Regions from separate parts of the Homo sapiens genome. Here region 2 is linked to region 1. The links are chromatin loops, found by intact Hi-C in ENCODE. Cell type or tissue: mammary epithelial cell. All regions are shown on one strand. Each heading gives the region's core, and the rest is flanking DNA. Links, peaks and the distances in the headings are about the cores only.

What was found. Peaks named below come from ENCODE experiments on the same cell type or tissue, not always from the same donor. Only the 100,000 strongest peaks of a DNase experiment are listed, where the experiment ranks them.
Region 2: it touches region 1 in a loop (14-fold over the local background); 3 of 110 quality-filtered maps call a loop at or near these places.

Annotation. Positions count from the first base shown.
Region 1 is chr10:35,236,056-35,244,422 of GRCh38, forward strand. It overlaps LINC02634 (long intergenic non-protein coding RNA 2634), which reads right to left. Exons shown (of 3, transcript XR_930819.3): 2 at 2,372-2,496. Among named protein-coding and RNA genes, the nearest start is that of LINC02634, 4.4 kb to the right of the region's middle. In mammary epithelial cell, for the core only: CTCF peaks have their summits at 880 (motif pointing right) and 4,144 (motif pointing right); no DNase peak of the experiment used is centred there.
Region 2 is chr10:35,303,207-35,311,573 of GRCh38, forward strand. It overlaps LOC107984220 (a long non-coding RNA gene), which reads right to left and starts at 3,509. Exons shown (of 3, transcript XR_007062113.1): 1 at 3,123-3,509. It also overlaps a transcript of CCNY not described here. RefSeq lists a silencer at 1,611-1,670. In mammary epithelial cell, for the core only: no CTCF peak of the experiment used is centred there; DNase peaks (open chromatin) are centred at 3,895 and 4,285; H3K4me3 peaks cover 572 bases; H3K27ac peaks cover 1,438 bases.

The DNA.
Region 1 (8,367 bases), core at 60-8,059:
CACAGAGACAGTATAAACCCATCTAAACCAATAGACTCAGACAAAATGTCTAAATTACATTCAGACAATGTTTTTATTTTATTGTATCAACAATATTAAAACTGGTTTTATTTACCAAAGATGTTGCATGAATTTGAAAAGCATTTGGGATTATTAATTTATAAATGCTAATTTATTTATAAGTCAATTTGGTACCATGTAGATAATATACAAGCAGACATGTGTATATAAAAATACATGCAGACGGCTGGGCGTGGTGACTCATGCCTGTAATCCCAGCACTTTGGGAGGCCGAGGCTGGTGGATCACCTGAGGTCAGGAGTTCAAGACCAGCCTGATCAACATGGAGAAACCCCATCTCTACTAAAAATACAAAATTAGCTGGGCGTGGTGGTGGGCGCCTGTAATCCCAGCTACTCAGGAGGCTGAGGCAGGAGAATCGCTTGAACTCGGCAGGCGGAGGTTGCGGTGAGCTGAGATCCCACCATTGCACTCCAGCCTGGGCAACAAGAGCGAAACTCCGTCTCAAAACAAAACAAAACAAACAAACAAAAAACATGCAGACATAAATAACATAAATAAAGGTCTTACAGCTTTGATTTCAAAATCATAGCCATGAGACTGGTAAAACTCACTAGTTTAAAAGGACAGGTGGATTAAACTGTGTCTCTGTAAATGGAACAGATTAAAGTTTATCTGTCTCACATAGCTGAAGCCCTTACTGAGATAATAATAAGAGATAATAATCTCTAATTATCAGATTTCAACCAGGAAAAACAGCCAATATTTTTGGGCTTTGAACCTTTTAACCAAAAGGAAGTGGCTCCCTAATTGGGAATCAAATCCAGTCCACAGTGGTGAAAGCACAGAATTTTAACTCCTAGGCCACAAGGTGGAGTGGCCGCCACTACAAATCCTGCAGGGACTCCAAAGCAGGCAGTTTAAGCGTACAAAGGATTTTAACTTTGTTTTCCGTCAGATTTTTGTTCTGAAACTTTTGTTAGGAAAATGTCTAAGGCTAGCCATGATACTATTAGTGCCTTTCTTTTAATTTGATCTTTCCCTAAACACAAATAAGGCACTTGTTTGGAATGAGAGGTCTCTAAAATAGTTTTAGTTTAGGGGGCCTTTGTAACTTAAAGAATCAATCTTTTGGCCACTGATGATTAGAATTTCCTGAGATGTGGCCAGGCATGGTGGCTCAAGCCTGTAATCCCAGCACTTTGGGAGGCCGGGTTGGGGGGGGATCACTTGAGGTCAGGAATTCAAGACCAGCCTGCCAACATGGTGAAACCCTGTCTCTACTAAAAATACAAAAATTAGCTGGGTATGGTGGCTTGCCTCTGTAATCCCAGTTACTTGGGAGGCTGAGACAGGAGAATTGCTTGAACCCGGGAGGCGGAGGTTGCAGGGGGCCGAGATTGAGCCACTGCACTCTAGCCTGGGTGCCAGAGTGAGACTCTGTCTCAAAAAAAAAAAAAGAATTTCCCGAGATGTACTTATGCAAATAGCAACTCAATCTAATAAGCCTCTTCATGGAATGCCCAGGAGGTTATTTTCCAGGTTTCAATGAAGTTTTTACCAATAAACAAGAGGTGCTTCTTGGAGAGGGCATAGAACAGGCAGCCTCAACGATCCCCATCCTCACAAATTCACTCCCAGGAATAGACTAAGGCAGCAAAAGACTCTTGTTGCCACAGATGATAAAAGATGGCGTTTTTACATACAGTGCTTCTAGTATCCCACACATTTATGGGGGGCCACCAGTCATACACCTATTAATCTGTGACACGAGGCAGGCTCTCCTGGGATTGGACTTTCCCAGGACTAACCAGGCAGCAGGGGTTGAGACAACAAAAGCACCTTATAAATAGGACTCATTGGCCGGGCGCAGTGGCGCGTGCCTGTAATTCCAGCTACTCAGGAGGCTGATGCAAGAGAATCGCTTGAACCTGGGAAGCGGAGGTTGCAGTGGGCTGAGATCACACCACTGCACCCCAGCCTGGGTGACAGAGCGAGACTCTATCTAAAAAAAAACAATGACAACAACAAAAAAACTGCAGAGCCAGCTGGCACAGTGGGCTTCTGGGGGTTCTAGATCCATGTTCTACCCTAGGGCACCCCTCTTTATGACAGATCAATACCAAAATACAAGGGAAAAGACTGAGAGAAAAAGGATCAGACAATACCAATATTCATGCCTAAAAATATACCAGAATCGCTACGTAACCCAAGACTAGTCACACAAATCCTTTTCTCCAATTAATCAAGATTTTAGGCAAGGGAAAAGAGACAAACAGTGATTTCTGCTGTCTGCTTGACCGGATTTCACGGAGAGAGGCCGGAAGCCTGGCTGGTAGGAATTTCTTACCCTTCTGATGCTTTGTCAGGTCCTGGGTTCCCTGGACTGTGGCTTCCAGAAAAGTAGAGCAGCTTTAGGATCCTGTCTGTGACGCCAACACTGTAGGGGCCAAGGGAAACCTTCCCAAAGGTTTGCTGAACATCAACAGACAAAGGCAGATTATTAAGAGACAAAGCTTGCAAATCTATTAACATGCATAGGGGAAAATCACAGAACGATCACCCCAGCTTCCCAGTGAAGCACAGAAGCTTTTCTGCCTTTTTTTTTTTTTTTTTTGAGACAGAGTCTCGCTCTGTTGCCCAGGCTAGAGTGCAGTGGTGCCATCTCGGCTCACTGAAACCTCCACCTCCCAGGTTCAAGTGATTCTCATGCCTCAGCCTCCAGAGTAGCTGGGAATACCCCACCACCACACCCGGCTAATTTTTTGGATTTTTAGTAGATATGGGGTTTGGCCATGTTGGCCAGGCTGGTCTTGAACTCCTGACCTCAAGTGATCCACCCACCTGGGCCTCCCAAAGTGTTGGGATTACAGGTGTGAGCCACCAGGCCCAGACTTTTCTACCTTTTTTTTTTGAGACGGAGTCTCGCTCTGTTGCCCAGGCTGGAGTGCAGTGGCAGGATCTCGGCTCACTGCAAACTCCGCCTCCCAAGTTCATGCCATTCTCCTGCCTCAGCCTCCCAAGTAGCTGGGACTACAGGCACCTGCCACCACGCCCTGCTAATTTTTTGTATTTTTTTTAGTAGAGACAGGGTTTCACTGTGTTAGCCAGGATGGTCTCGATCTCCTGACCTTGTGATCCGCCCGCCTCGGCCTCCCAAAGTGCTGGGATTACAGGCGTGAGCCACCACACCCAGCCTCTACCATTTTGAGATTACAGAAAAAATGGGGGCTCCGAGCATGGCCCCAAAAAGTTTATGGTGGTAAGTCAGGTGACAGTGGCAAGACAGATTATGGATGGGAGAGAAAAGGACGCCTGGCTAGCAAAGGTGGTCTTGTTATGCAGCTGAAACCTCACGGGTAGCAGCCCTCAGAGAGAAGAGGTGGGAAATATTCCTTTCAGATCTTGAGAGATGTCAGACTCTCAGTTCATCTTTCCTAGATCTGGACCAGGGAGGACCTCAGAAAGCCTGGCTGCAGGGATGCAGATTTGCTCTACAGATGCAAAAAGCTCAACGCAAAAGACAGCTTTGCAGGGCTGCTTAGCTCTCTGAAGAGCTATCTCAAAATATGTCAACAAAGGATATTTTGGGGTGAAATATTTTGGTTTCCTTCAATATCTCAGGTCCTTTGGAGCTTAAAATCAAGTTATCTGACCAGACCTATGATCTGATTTCTTTTGAGAACTTAGAAGAAAACTTAGAATGAAATAACAAGAACAAGCCATGGGAATGTTGGGAAAATGAGAGGCTGGAGTTGGATGTTTTGATCCTCAGAATCCTCACTTAACAAATGAGGAGTAAAACACTGTATATATAGTGTATGTCTCTATATACAGATATACAGAGTTGCTGGATTAATGTATTTGGGACATTCTTAGGTTAAAAAATTAATTTTTAAATCTGAACTGTAAATATTACTGGGTGTCCTGTATTTTTATTTGCTAAATCTGGCAGCCTTAGTAATTTTAAACAAAAAAATTAAATATAATGTTTGCTAAAAAATAGACTCTATTAATCAATTTCAATCATTTTCTCCAAAACCTTCCTAGGAGAAATTACTGTTTTAAGAGGGCCAAGGTGTTTAAGTCGCGCTGACTAAAATTTGCTAACTGACCTCTAGAGGGAGCCAAATTGATAAAGAAACCGAAATGACATCCTAAATCCAGAGAATTTCTCTCTTTTTCCTTTTCTTTTTTTTTTTTTTTTTTTTTGATGGAGTCTTGCTCTGTCGCCCAGGCTGGAGTGCAATGGCGCGATCTCGGCTCACTGCAACCTCCACCTCCCGGGTTCAAGCGATTCTTCTGCCTGAGCCTCCAGAGTAGCTGGGATTACAAGCTCGCACCACCACCCCTGGCTAATTTCTTCTGTTTTTAGTAGTGACTTTTAGTATTTTTCGTAGACATGACCGGGCGCGGTGGCTCACGCCTGTAATCCCAGCACTTTGGGAGGCTGAGGCGGGCGGATCACGAGGTCAGGAGATTGAGACCATCCTGGCTAACATGGTGAAACCCCGTCTCTACTAAAAAAAATACAAAAAAAATTAGCCGGGTGTGGTGGTGGGCGCCTGTAGTCCCAGTTACTCAGGAGGCTGAGGCAGGAGAATTGCTTTAACTAGGGAGGCGAAGGTTACAGTGAGCCGAGTTTTTGCCACTGCACTCTAGCCTGGCGACAGAGCAAGACTCCGTCTCAAACAACAACAACAACAACAAAATGATGCCATTATAACAATCTATGACCCAGCCAGGTTTGTCTCAAAATATAAAGAGGGAGAGGCCGGGCACGGTGGCTCACACCTGTAATCCTAGCACTTTGGGTGGCAGAGGTGGGCAGATCACTTGAGGCCAGGAGTTCGAGACCAGCTTGGTCAACATGATGAAACCCCGTCTCCAGTAAAAATACAAAAATTAGCCGGGCGTGATGGTGCGCACCTTTAATCTCAGCTACTCAGGAGGCTGAGGCAAGAGAATTGCTTGAACCTGGGAGACAGAGGTTGCAGTGAGCCGAGATCATGCCACCATACTCCAGCCTGGGCAAGAGAGTGACAGTCCATCTCAAAAAAAAAAAAAAAAAAAAAAAAAAAAAAAGACAGCATTTGGGGCCGAGTGTGGTGGCTCATACCCGTAGTCCCAGCATTTTGGGAGGCCAAGGCAGGAGGATCCTTGAGGCCACAAGTTCAATGCCAGGCTGTGCAACATCTCTACAAAAAACACATTAGCTGGGCATGGTGTTTCATGCTGGTAGTCCCAACTACTCAGGAGGCTGAGGCAGGAGGATCACTTGAGCCCAAGAGTTGGAGGCTGCAGTGAACTATGCACCACTGCACCCCAGCCTGGGTGACAAAGACCCTGTTTCATTTAAAAAATAATAATTTTAATGAATTATTTAATTCAAATAAAGAGGGAACACTTGGAATTTAGAAAACCCTATCTCTTCAAAAGCCTATTTTGCAAGTCTGTGGTCTCAGAAAATTTCAAAAGCAAAGACTAGACTGCAAAAATTGAACATTTACTCTTTCTCTTTGCCTTTTTTTTTTTCTTTGACAGAGTCTCACTCTGTCTCCCAGGCTGGAGTGCAGTGGCACGATCTTGTGCCTCAGCCTCCTGAGTAGCTGGGACTACAGGTGTGCGCCACCACACCTGGCTAATTTTTTGTATTTTTAGTAGAGATGGGGTTTCACTATGTTGGCCAGGCTGGTCTTGAACTTCTGACCTCAGGTGATCCACCGGCCTTGGCCTCCCAAAGGGTTGGGATTACAGGCGTGAGCCACCGTGCCTGGCCTTGCCTTCTTGACACAAAAATTATAATCCTGCATGAGGCAGATGCGTGATGCCAACAGAATAAGGAAAGGTCATATACATGTCGGGGGACCCAAGCATATTATGTATTTAATATCCCAATAATGACCCTTACAATGTTATTCAGTGTCACAGCCAATCTGGCTTCATCAAGTACCTTTTTTTTTTTTTAAGAGAGATGGGGTCTTGATATGTTGTCCAGGCTGTAGTGCAGTGGCTATTCACAGATGTGATCATAGCACACTGTGGGCTCTAACTCCTGGGCTGAAAGTGACCCCCTCCCACCTGAGCCTCCCCAGTAGCTCTCTGCTAATTTCTTTTCTTTTTTTTTTCTTTTTGAGACAAGGTCTTGCTTTGTCACCCAGGCTGGGGTGCAGTGGCTATTCACAGGCATGATCATAGTGCATTGCAGCCTCAACCTACCAGACTCAAGTGGTCCACCCATCTCAGTCTCCTGAGTAGCTGGAACTACAGGCACATGCCAGCACACTTGGCTATTTTTTTTTTTTTTTTTTGGTAGAGACAGGGTCCCACTTTGTTGCTCTGGCTGATCTTGAACTCCTGGGATTAAGCAGTCCTCCCACCTCAGCCTCCCACACTGCTAGGATTACAAGTATGAGCCACCACACCTAGCTCCTGCTAATTAAAAAAAATGTTTTTTAGAAACAGGGCCTGGCTATGTTGTCTCAAACTCCTGGCCTCAAGCAATTCTCCTGCCTCAGCCTCCTGAGTAGGTGGTACCACAAGTGCATGCCACCATGCCCGGCCTCAAGTACTTTCCTATGTCTAATGTTTAGCCAGTAGTTATTCAAATCCAAGCAAAGAAAAATAATTCCTAACCTCTTAGCACTCACATTCTTGATTAGAATATATGCCATGTCCCTATTATCTGGAGGTCATCCTTTGGGGCCACTCTAACCCTCCACAAACATCAGAAAAAAAAAACAATGGAAAATATTCCTCAGTGCCTGAAGTAACTATAGTAGAAGATGATTTAACCAGCAGTCTAACTGGTAAACAAATTGTTCTAAAATAATTTTCATGTGATCATCCATTGTTAAAAATTAGGTCATTGCAGGCTGGGAGAGGTGGCTCACGCCTGTAATCTCAGCACTTTGGGAGGTGGGTCACTTGAGGCCAGGAGTTCGAGACCAGCCTGGCCAACAGATGAAACCCCGTCTCTACTAAAAATTCAAAAATTGGCCGGGCACGGTGGCTCAATCCTGTAATCCCTGCACTTTGGGAGGCTAAGACAGGTGGATCACGAGGTCAGGAGATCGAGACCATCCTGGCTAACACGGTTAAACCCCGTCTCTACCAAAAATACAAAAACAATTAGTTAGGCGTGGTGGCGGGCGCCTGTAGTCCCAGCTACTTGGGAGGCTGAGGCAGGAGAATGGCATGAACCTGGGAGGCAGAGCTTGCAGTGAGCCGAGATCGCGCCACTGCACTCCAGCCTGGGCGACAGAGCGAAACTCCATCTCAGAAAAAAAAAAAATTAGCCGGGCATGGTGGTGCATGCCTGTAATCCCAGCTACTCAGGAGACTGAGACAAGAGAATCACTTGAACCTGGGAGGCAGAAGCTGCAGTGAGCCAAGATTGCGTCACTGCACCCCAGCCTGGGTGACAGAGCGAGACTCTGTCTCAAAACAAACAAGCAACAACAACAACAAAACCACATCCAAAGATATTAGAGATAGATCAATATTTAAAATTTATTTGTTATTGTTTAGAGACAGAGTCTCGCTCTGTCACCCAGGCTGGAGTGCAGTGACATGATCATAGCTTACTGTACCCTCCAACTCCTGGGCTCAAGCAACCTTCCTGCCTTAGCCTCTCAAAGCACTGGGATTACAGTTGTGAGCCACCATGCCTGGCCTGACTTAAAACATTGTAATCATTATGCTCTTTTAGAATTAAGATATTTAAACTTCAGATATATTCATCATTGAAATAGGTCAAGTTGCAGATTTTCTGGGTAATACATTTATTTTATGAAAACCAATAACCTGAAATGATGCACTTGATTGGGTGGACAGCAAAACTATGTCTGCTATTATATACTATATACTAGGATGCAAGTTCTATGAAAGCCAAAACTTTGTTTTGTTCAGCCCTTCATCCCTGCCACCAAGAACAGAGTCTGATATATAATAAATGCAAAATAAATGTTTTTTGAATGAATTAATGCATGCTAACTCATTTTTCAAAATTTATGTTTAATTGTGGCAATATACACATAGCATAAAATTTAACATCTTAAAATTTAACATTTTTTTGTTGTTTTTTCGTTTGTTTATTTGTTTTTTGAGACAAGGTCTCACGGTCACCCAGACTGCAGTGCAGTGGGGCAATCTCAGCTTACCAGTCTCCACTTCCCGAGTTCAAGTGATCCTCCCACCTCAGCCCCCCAAGTAGCTGGGACTACATGCACATGCTACTATGCCCGGCTAATTTTTGTATTTTTAGTAGAGACGGGGTTTTGCTATGTTGGCCAGGCTAGTCTTGAACTCCCGAGCTCAAGCGATCCACCCACCTTGACCTCCCAA
Region 2 (8,367 bases), core at 196-8,195, 67 kb after region 1:
TTTCACTCTTGTTGCCCAGGCTGGAGTGCAATGGCATGACCTCGGCTCACCGCAACCTCCACCTCCTGGGTTCAAGCAATTCTCCTGCCTCAGCCTCCCGAGTAGCTGGGATTACAGGCATGCACCATGACGCCTGGCTAATTTTGTATTTTCAGTAGAGACGGGGTTTCTCCATGTTGATCAGGTTGGTCTTGAACTCTCGACCTCAGGTGATCCTCCCGCCTCAGCCTCCCAGAGTGCTAGGATTACAGGCGAAAGACCATGTTTCTTAAAAAGAAAGAGGAAAGAAGCCCAGGCATGGTGGCTCGTGCCTGTAATCCCAGCACTTTGGGAGGCCGAGGTGGGCAGATCACCTGAGGTCGGGAGTTCGAGACCAGCCTGACCAACATGGAGAAACCCCATCTCTACTAAAAATACAAAATTAGCTGGATGTAGTGGTGCATGCCTGTAATCCCAGCTACTCAGGAGGCTGAGGCAGGAGAATCCCTTGGACCTGGGAGGCGGAGGTTGCGGTGAGCCGAGATCGTACCATTGCACTCCAGCCTGGGCGACAACAGCGAAACTCCGTCTCAAAAAAAAAAAAAAAAAAAAAAAGAGGGAAGGAAGGAAGGAAGGAAAGAAGGAAGGAAGGAAAGAAAGAAAGGTAGATCTATGTCAAATAGAAAAAAACCTAGTCTTTCAAATTTTCCTAATAGATTAAAAGACAAACAAGAGCACAGATTACGATGTGGGGAAAACACTAAGATCCACCACTCTTTATCCACCCATCACAGTCAGCCTGGAATTAGAGCTAATTAGGAAGAAAGGAAAGACCATTCCTGATACCTGCTGGGTGCTAGCCACATGCTCCAGTTTCTCCGTCTCCTGCACCCGTGAATGGGCTTCTGGAAAGCACCAACCCCTCTTCGTCTTTCAGTAGCTTTGCACCTCCTGCACATGGGGGAGCTCAGCATAGGTTTGCTCAGTTCAGGTGACAGGTAGGTTAGAAATGGATTGGGAAAGGTGTTGAAAGTAAGGCTGAGGAGGTTACAATTTATAATCTAATAAGAGCCGTTGTAAGATCTTGAAAAGGCTTTTTTCTCCTTTTATTTTTTTTTTTTTTTTATTTTTTATTTTTTTTTGAGACGGAGTCTCGCTCTGTCGCCCAGGCTGGAGTGCAGTGGCGGGATCTCGGCTCACTGCAAGCTCCGCCTCCCGGGTTCACGCCATTCTCCTGCCTCAGCCTCCCAAGTAGCTGGGACTACAGGCGCCCGCCACTACGCCCGGCTAATTTTTTTGTATTTTTAGTAGAGACGGGGTTTCACCGTTTTAGCCGGGATGGTCTCGATCTCTTGACCTCGTGATCCGCCCGCCTCGGCCTCCCAAAGTGCTGGGATTACAGGCGTGAGCCACCGCTCCCGGCCTTTTTTCTCCTTTTAATTAAAAGTGGTTTGGTTAGCATATTGCAGGTTTTCTCAGCCACAGTACTATTGGCATGTGGAGCTAGATCATTTTTGTTTTGGGGGGCTGTCCTGTGCCTTGTAGGATGTTTAGCAGAATCCCTAGCCTCTACCCACTACATGCCAGTGGCATCCCCTAGTTGCAACAACCAAAAATGTCTCCTGGGGGCATAATTGCCCAGGTTGAGAACCACTAGGGTGTTAGGGGGAGTGCTGAGCCTCAAGGCAGGGGAGATCAGAGGAAGAAGAGCCAAAAAACGTGGGTGGATGGAAGAGACACTAATTCAAGTGTGGTCTAAGAGTAGTGATTCTCATCACTGTTGCCGTGTTGCACAGTATTTAGGAGCCTAATATACAAGTGTCATGTAGTATTGAACTAAAAATCCACAGGAACAATTCATGAGGCATTCCCGTTTGTTTCTTTTGGAAAAATATAAAATCTGACATTGCTTGGAGAAAACCGGAGACAGACTTGTCAGGAAAAGGTTATGGCCACGTGTCCTTTTGCCCGAAGACATTTATCCTTTACGTAACTGGCAATACCAAAAGTAAGCGTGCTTTTTAATGAAAATTGTCATTTTATGGTTACAAAGCTTTCGGTTTATTGTACAAGAGAAAAATTTCCTACAGTTAATGCTCTAATTCCCCCCTGCTAAGGAGTAAATTGTAAAAATACATGCTGTTACTCTTTGAAATGTGGAGTGATGTTCCTTCAAGTCTAGAGGATGCTGCATGAAATCAGCTTCAAGACAGGCTTGAGGTGACAAGAACATGAAATATATATTACATGCAAACACTTTGGTTTTGGAAATCTGCATGTTTATTCCAATGGCATCAGCTGATACTGTGTTCACTGTAACCTAGTAATGTCACAGCAGCATCTGGGGGCATATAATTGTGTCAGAGCTGCTGTTTACCCAGTTAAATGAGACAGAGATTAGGTAAGGTTTGTGCTACTTATCGTTCATTGCCATGGCTTCATCTTCCTAATCCTCCTTATTTTTACCCCTGCAAGAAAGAACAGTTCTAATATCTTCTTGTTTCTGAGTATTGATGATTGGGTTATGTGGATACTTCTGGGTAGATGTCCATTTGGAAAAGATGCTTGCTGAGTGCCCTTTGTACTGACAATGGTGGAAGAAATTTCCTGATTGGGATCTGGCTCTTGATATATGATCCTTAGAGGTAATGTCCCTGTGGATGGTGCTGCCAGTCTGACCCCTTGTAAGACTTCACAGATATGCTTGGGATCATTAGAGTGGGTTTCATTTCTATCACAGAAGGAGTTGATATAAGGTGCAGGAAATCTACTCCTATTTTCCAAAGTTAGTTTCCAGTACAGTAACACATCCTGTGTAATTTTTTACTTAAAATTCATGTTTCATATGCCATTTTTTTTCTTTATGAGAGACAGAGTCTCACTCTGTTGCCCAGCCTGGAGTGCAGTGGTGCAATCTCGGCTCACTGCAGCCTCTGCCTCTCAGGTTTAAGTGATTCTCCTGCCTCAGCCTCCTGAGTAGCTGGGATTACAGGCACACGCCACTACACCTGGTTAATTTTTGGATTTTTAGTAGAGACAGGGTTTCACCATGTTGGCCAGGTTGGTCTTGAACTCCTGACCTCAAGTGATCCACCTGCCTCAGCCTCCCAAAGTGCTGGGATTACAGGCGTGAGCCACCATACCTGGCCAACCATCTTGGATTTGTCATTCAGCACAGCATGGAAGTTGGCGCCAGGCATCTTGCTTCTTTGTACAATATTTCCATTTCCTGAGATCATGCCACTTGAGGGAGGCCTGCCTGGGTTTCCACCAGCTCCTTCCCTGGCTTTCGGTCCATTCCAGCTTCTCCGAACAGAACTCTGTCCCTGCTTGGGGGACCAAGAAGGCACAAGGGCAAACCCACACATGAATGAAGTTTGTGGGTCATTTAGCATGAAGCAAGCATCATGGCAGAAGCTGTTTGGGAAGAGCTGGTCTTTCTGGTACTCCCCGGTCTGTTCACTGTCCTCACCCCTTCTCCCACATGCCCTCTCCCCTTCTCCCACATGCCCTCTCCCCTCCTTCTCCTTTTCTTTCTTTCCTCCTTCATTTTCTACATGACATAACAACCTTCAGGTAGCAAAACATCTGCTAGGAGTCATCCTGGCTTTTGTGTGTAAATCTGGTTTTTAGGACGCTCTTTAAAGAAAGTTTTATCTTAGGGGGCCAGGAGGATGGCAGGAGTGCTGTCAAATAGCCTCAGAGCAATATGTCCAGGAGCCCAGGCATCTGCTAGAAAAGCACGTGTAGCTGCAAAGATAAGGGTTTCTATCAGTCAGGGAATCAGTAAGTTCTCTCCTACTCACCTGAGGGCGTGCAGTCCCGCACCCTAGGAAGCAGTACACGGCAACATACCTTGCTGCTGGGCTGGGCTGCAGTGCTTCAGTGCTGCTGCTCACTAACCTTGTGCCCTCGGGTAACACGCTGGCAACCTGGGCCTCTGCTTCCTGATTCATAACTCAGGGATGACGACAGCAAGCTCCCTCATCAGGCTGTGGTGCGGGTTAAGCGAGTTTATAAATTGAAAATGCTAGCTCATAGTCCACATTCAAGAAATGTCAGCTGTAATAATATCATTATCCTTGTCCTCAAGGAACTTGAAAACTAGTTAGACAGATGGAACATCTGTGAAAGAATTACAAAAAAGAGTCAGCCCAGGTGTGGCGGCTCACGCGCATAAACGCCATGGAGTTTAAAGAAGAATGAAATGTTTCAGCATCTGAGCTATCAGATAATGTTAGCAGAGGACGGAGATTATGTTAGAGCTTGCAAGTTGTTAAGCCAACAAACATTAAGCACCTATTCCTGTGACTCACTCACCCAACTGGGTGTTTGCCATATGACTCTGATTTTGCCAATCACGTTTTGCTAATCCTAAAACGAGGCACAATTCAGATCTTTATGCTAGGTACTGGGCTAAATAACCTTCCATGCATGATGCCATTTTCATCCTTTCAACAACCCCGAAATAAGGTTATATGTATATATATATATACGTGTATATCTACACGTGTATATATGTATATATATACACACACACATATATGTATATATATACATATTGATGTGTATATATGTGTGTGTGTGTGTGTGTGTGTGTGTGTGTGTGTGTGTGTATATATATATATATATATTTTTTTTTTTTTTTCTGAGATGGAGTCTTGCTCTGCTGCCCAGGCTGGAATGCAATGGCGCAATCTTGGCTCACTGCAACCTCCGCCTCCCGGGTTCAAGTGATTCTCCTGCCTCAGCCTCCTGACTAGCTGGGATTACAGGCGACCACCATCACGTCCAGCTAATTTTTGTATTTTAGTAGACACGGGGTTTCACGATGTTGGGCAGGCTGGTCTGGTACTCCTGACCTCAAGTGATCCACCCGCCTCGGCCTCCCAAAGTGCTGGGATTACAGGCATAAGCCACCGTGCCCGGCCGAGGTAGTAATAATTTTATGGATAAAGAAATTGAGGTTTTGGAGCTGTTAGTTTGTCTAAGATCAAAGCACTAACACATGGCAGAGCTTAGAATGGAGCAGGATCACAGATTGCCTGATGGCAGAGCACGCAAAAGAGGAGGAGGTGGGAGGCTGGGCACAGTGGCTCATGCATGCCTGTGATCCCAGCACTTTGGGAGGCCAAAGTGGGAGGATCGCCTGAGCCCAGGAGTTCAAGACCAGCTTGAGCAACACAGTGAGACTCCATCTCAACTAAAAAGTAAAAAACAGCTGGGCATGGTAATGTGCACCTGTAGTCCTGGCTACTTGGGAGGCTGAGGTGGGAGGATCACTTGAGCCTGAGAGTTTGAGGCTGCAGTGAGTTATGATCCTGTCACTGCACTCCAGCCTGCGTGACAGAGTGAGCCCATGGGGAGGAGGGAAGAGGATGTGTGAGGTGTGACAGTCTGGACAGAGAGGGAGCCTGGAAGAGGTGTGGAGGGCAGGGACCCAATGAAGCCAATATTCTAGTGGGAACAGGGCATCTGTGGGGGAGCCTGAGTGACATATATAATGTGAGACTAATGGGCTACCGGCAGATAAGAGCTCATTTCAGCTTGAGAGAAGGCAGCCAGACAAAAGGAAGTAGCAGCCATGCGGATGTGACCTGGTGAGGGCTCAGAGTCGGGGCAAAAAGAACAAAAAGGAAACAGTGAAGTCTAGGGGACCCCTGGAAGGCAATATTGACAGGTGTCTGTGACAGCTTGGATGACGATGGTCAATTAGAGAGGGAGGGTGAGAGTGATCTCAGAGTCCTTGCCTCAGCAGTCCTGAAAATAGTGATCTTCAACCAGGCCAGGAAAACAGGGAAGGTGGGTGGGAAAGGAGGTGTTGTTTTACACACATTAAGCTTAGGGGAATGTGTGGGAATCTTGTAAACATTTGGACAGACAGAGACTGGGGTATATGGGGGAGTCCAAGCCTGGAGACAAAGATTTGAGAATCAGCCATGCAGAGGGAAAGGCTACATCTGCAAGGCAGTGGCTCACGGCTAAAGTAAGGAAAAGTGGCCACAAAGGGAAAAAGAGTGGTTTGGATGGTTACAGGAAAATCAGGAAAACAGAAACAGTGTCTCAAGGAAGAATGGCCCTCCACATGAGATAGGTCAGCAATCACTCAGGTCCTGTGAGGAAGCACACTCGGACTCAGTGGACTGTGAGGGTGGAGGAATTCCCCACCTGCCTCTGGGTGATGGAGAATCTACCTGGGAGGCTTGTGGATGACAGGTGGAGAGGAAGAGCAGTGGGTTTTTTGTTTTTCTTTTTCAGAGACAGAATCTGGGTGTCACCCGGGCTGAAGTGCAGTGGCACCATCAAAGCTCTCTGCAGCCTCGAACTCCTGGGCTCAAGATACTTCTGCCTCACTCTCCCAAGTAGCTGGGACTGCAGGCACACACCACCATACCCAGCTAATTTTTGAATTTTCTGTAGAGATGAGGTCTCACTATGTTGCTTAGGCTGGTCTCGAACTCCTCGGCTCAAGTGATTCTCCTGTCTCAGCCTCCCAAAGTGATGAGATTGCAGGCATGAGCCACTGTGCCCAACCTCCAAGTCTTTGTTAAAAACTAATTTTTTATTGATACATGATAGTTATACATATTTCTGGAGTACATGTGTTATTTACTTATTTATTTATTTATTTAGAGACAGAGTCTCGCTCTGTCGCCCAGGCTGGAGTGCAGTGGTGCAATCTCCACTCACTTGCAAGCTCCACCTCCCAGGTTCACGCCATTCTCCTGCCTCAGCCTTCCGAGTAGCTGGGACTGCAGACGCCCGCCACCATGCCCAGCTAATTTTTTGTATTTTCAGTAGAGGCAGGGTTTCACCATGTTAGCCAGGATGGTCTCGATCTCCTGACCTTCTGATCCGCCCGCCTCAGCCTCCCAAAGTGCTGGGATTACAGGCACGAGCCACTGCACCCAGCTGGGAACCACCATTCTTTTCTCTAACTCCATGAGATCAACTGTTTCAAGTTTCCTACATATTAGAGAGATCATGTGGTATTTGTCTTTCTGTGCCTGGCTTATTTCATTTCACATAATGTCCTCCAGGTCAACTCATGTTGCTGCAAATGACAGGATTTCATCTTTTATGGCTGAATAATAGTCCATCATGTATATGTACCATATTTTCTTTATCCATTCATTTGCTGATAGGCACTGGGGTTGATATTTTGGCTGTTGTGAATTGTGCTCCAATAAACATACAAGTACAGTACCTCTTTGATATGCGTCTTTCTTTTGGATATATACTAGCAGTGGGCTTGCTAGATCAAAGGTAGTTTTGATTTGTAGTTTTTTGAGGAACTTTCATATGGTTTCCATGGCTGTATTAACTCACATTCTCACCAACAGTGTATATCCCCTTTCCCTGTATCCTCACCAAGATTTGTTATTTTTTGTCTTTTTGACAATAGCCATTGTAACTGGGGTGCAATATCTCACTGTAGTTTTGCTTTGCATTTTGCTGATGATGAGTGATGCTGAGCATTTTTCATACAACTGTTGGTCATTTGTGTGTCTTCTCCAAGCTTTTTTGATTGCTTAGCCTTTGTAGTGTGATTACTTTTTGAGCAGTCTTAATATATGTATAGTTTTAAATTATACATACACACTACTATGATTAGCTAACATCTTAAGTTATATTATTCACCAGGGCGAGTTCACTATTAAAAACAGAGGATTGGCCGGGAATCGTGGCTCACGCCTGTAATCCTAGTACTTTGGGAGGCCAAGGTGGGAGGATTGCGTGAGTCCAGGAGTTCAAGACCAGCCTGGGCAACATGGTGAAACCCTGTCTCAACAAAACAAAACAAAACAAAACAAAACAAAACAAAACAAAACAAAACAAGAGGATTGGAAGGCACAGTGACTCATGCCTATCATCCCAACACTTTGGGAGGCTGAGGCAGGAGGATTGCTTGAGGCCAGGAGTTGGAAACCAGGCTGGTCAACATAGCCAGATCCTGTCTCTACAAAAGCAAAATAATTAAAGTTAGCTAGACACGGTGGTGCATTCCTGTAGTCCCAGCTACTTGAGAGGCTGAGGCAGGAGGATCCTTGGAGCCCAGGAGTTCGAGGCTGCAGTGAGCTATGATTGTACCACTGCACTCCAGCCTGGGCCACAGAGCAAGACCCTGTCTCAATTAACAACAACAACAAAAAAATACAGGATATAATTTTATATTTCAAATGTTCTTGATAATTAAAAAATTATTTTTGGTTGAGCACAGTGGCCCATGCCTGTAATCCTAGCACTTTGGGAGGCTGAGGCGGGTGGATCACCTGAGCCCAGGAGTTCAATACCAGTGTGGGCAAAATGGCCAGACCCTGTCTCTCCAAAAAATACAAAAATTAGCCAGGCATAGTGGCATGTGCCTTTAGTCCCAGCTACTTGGGA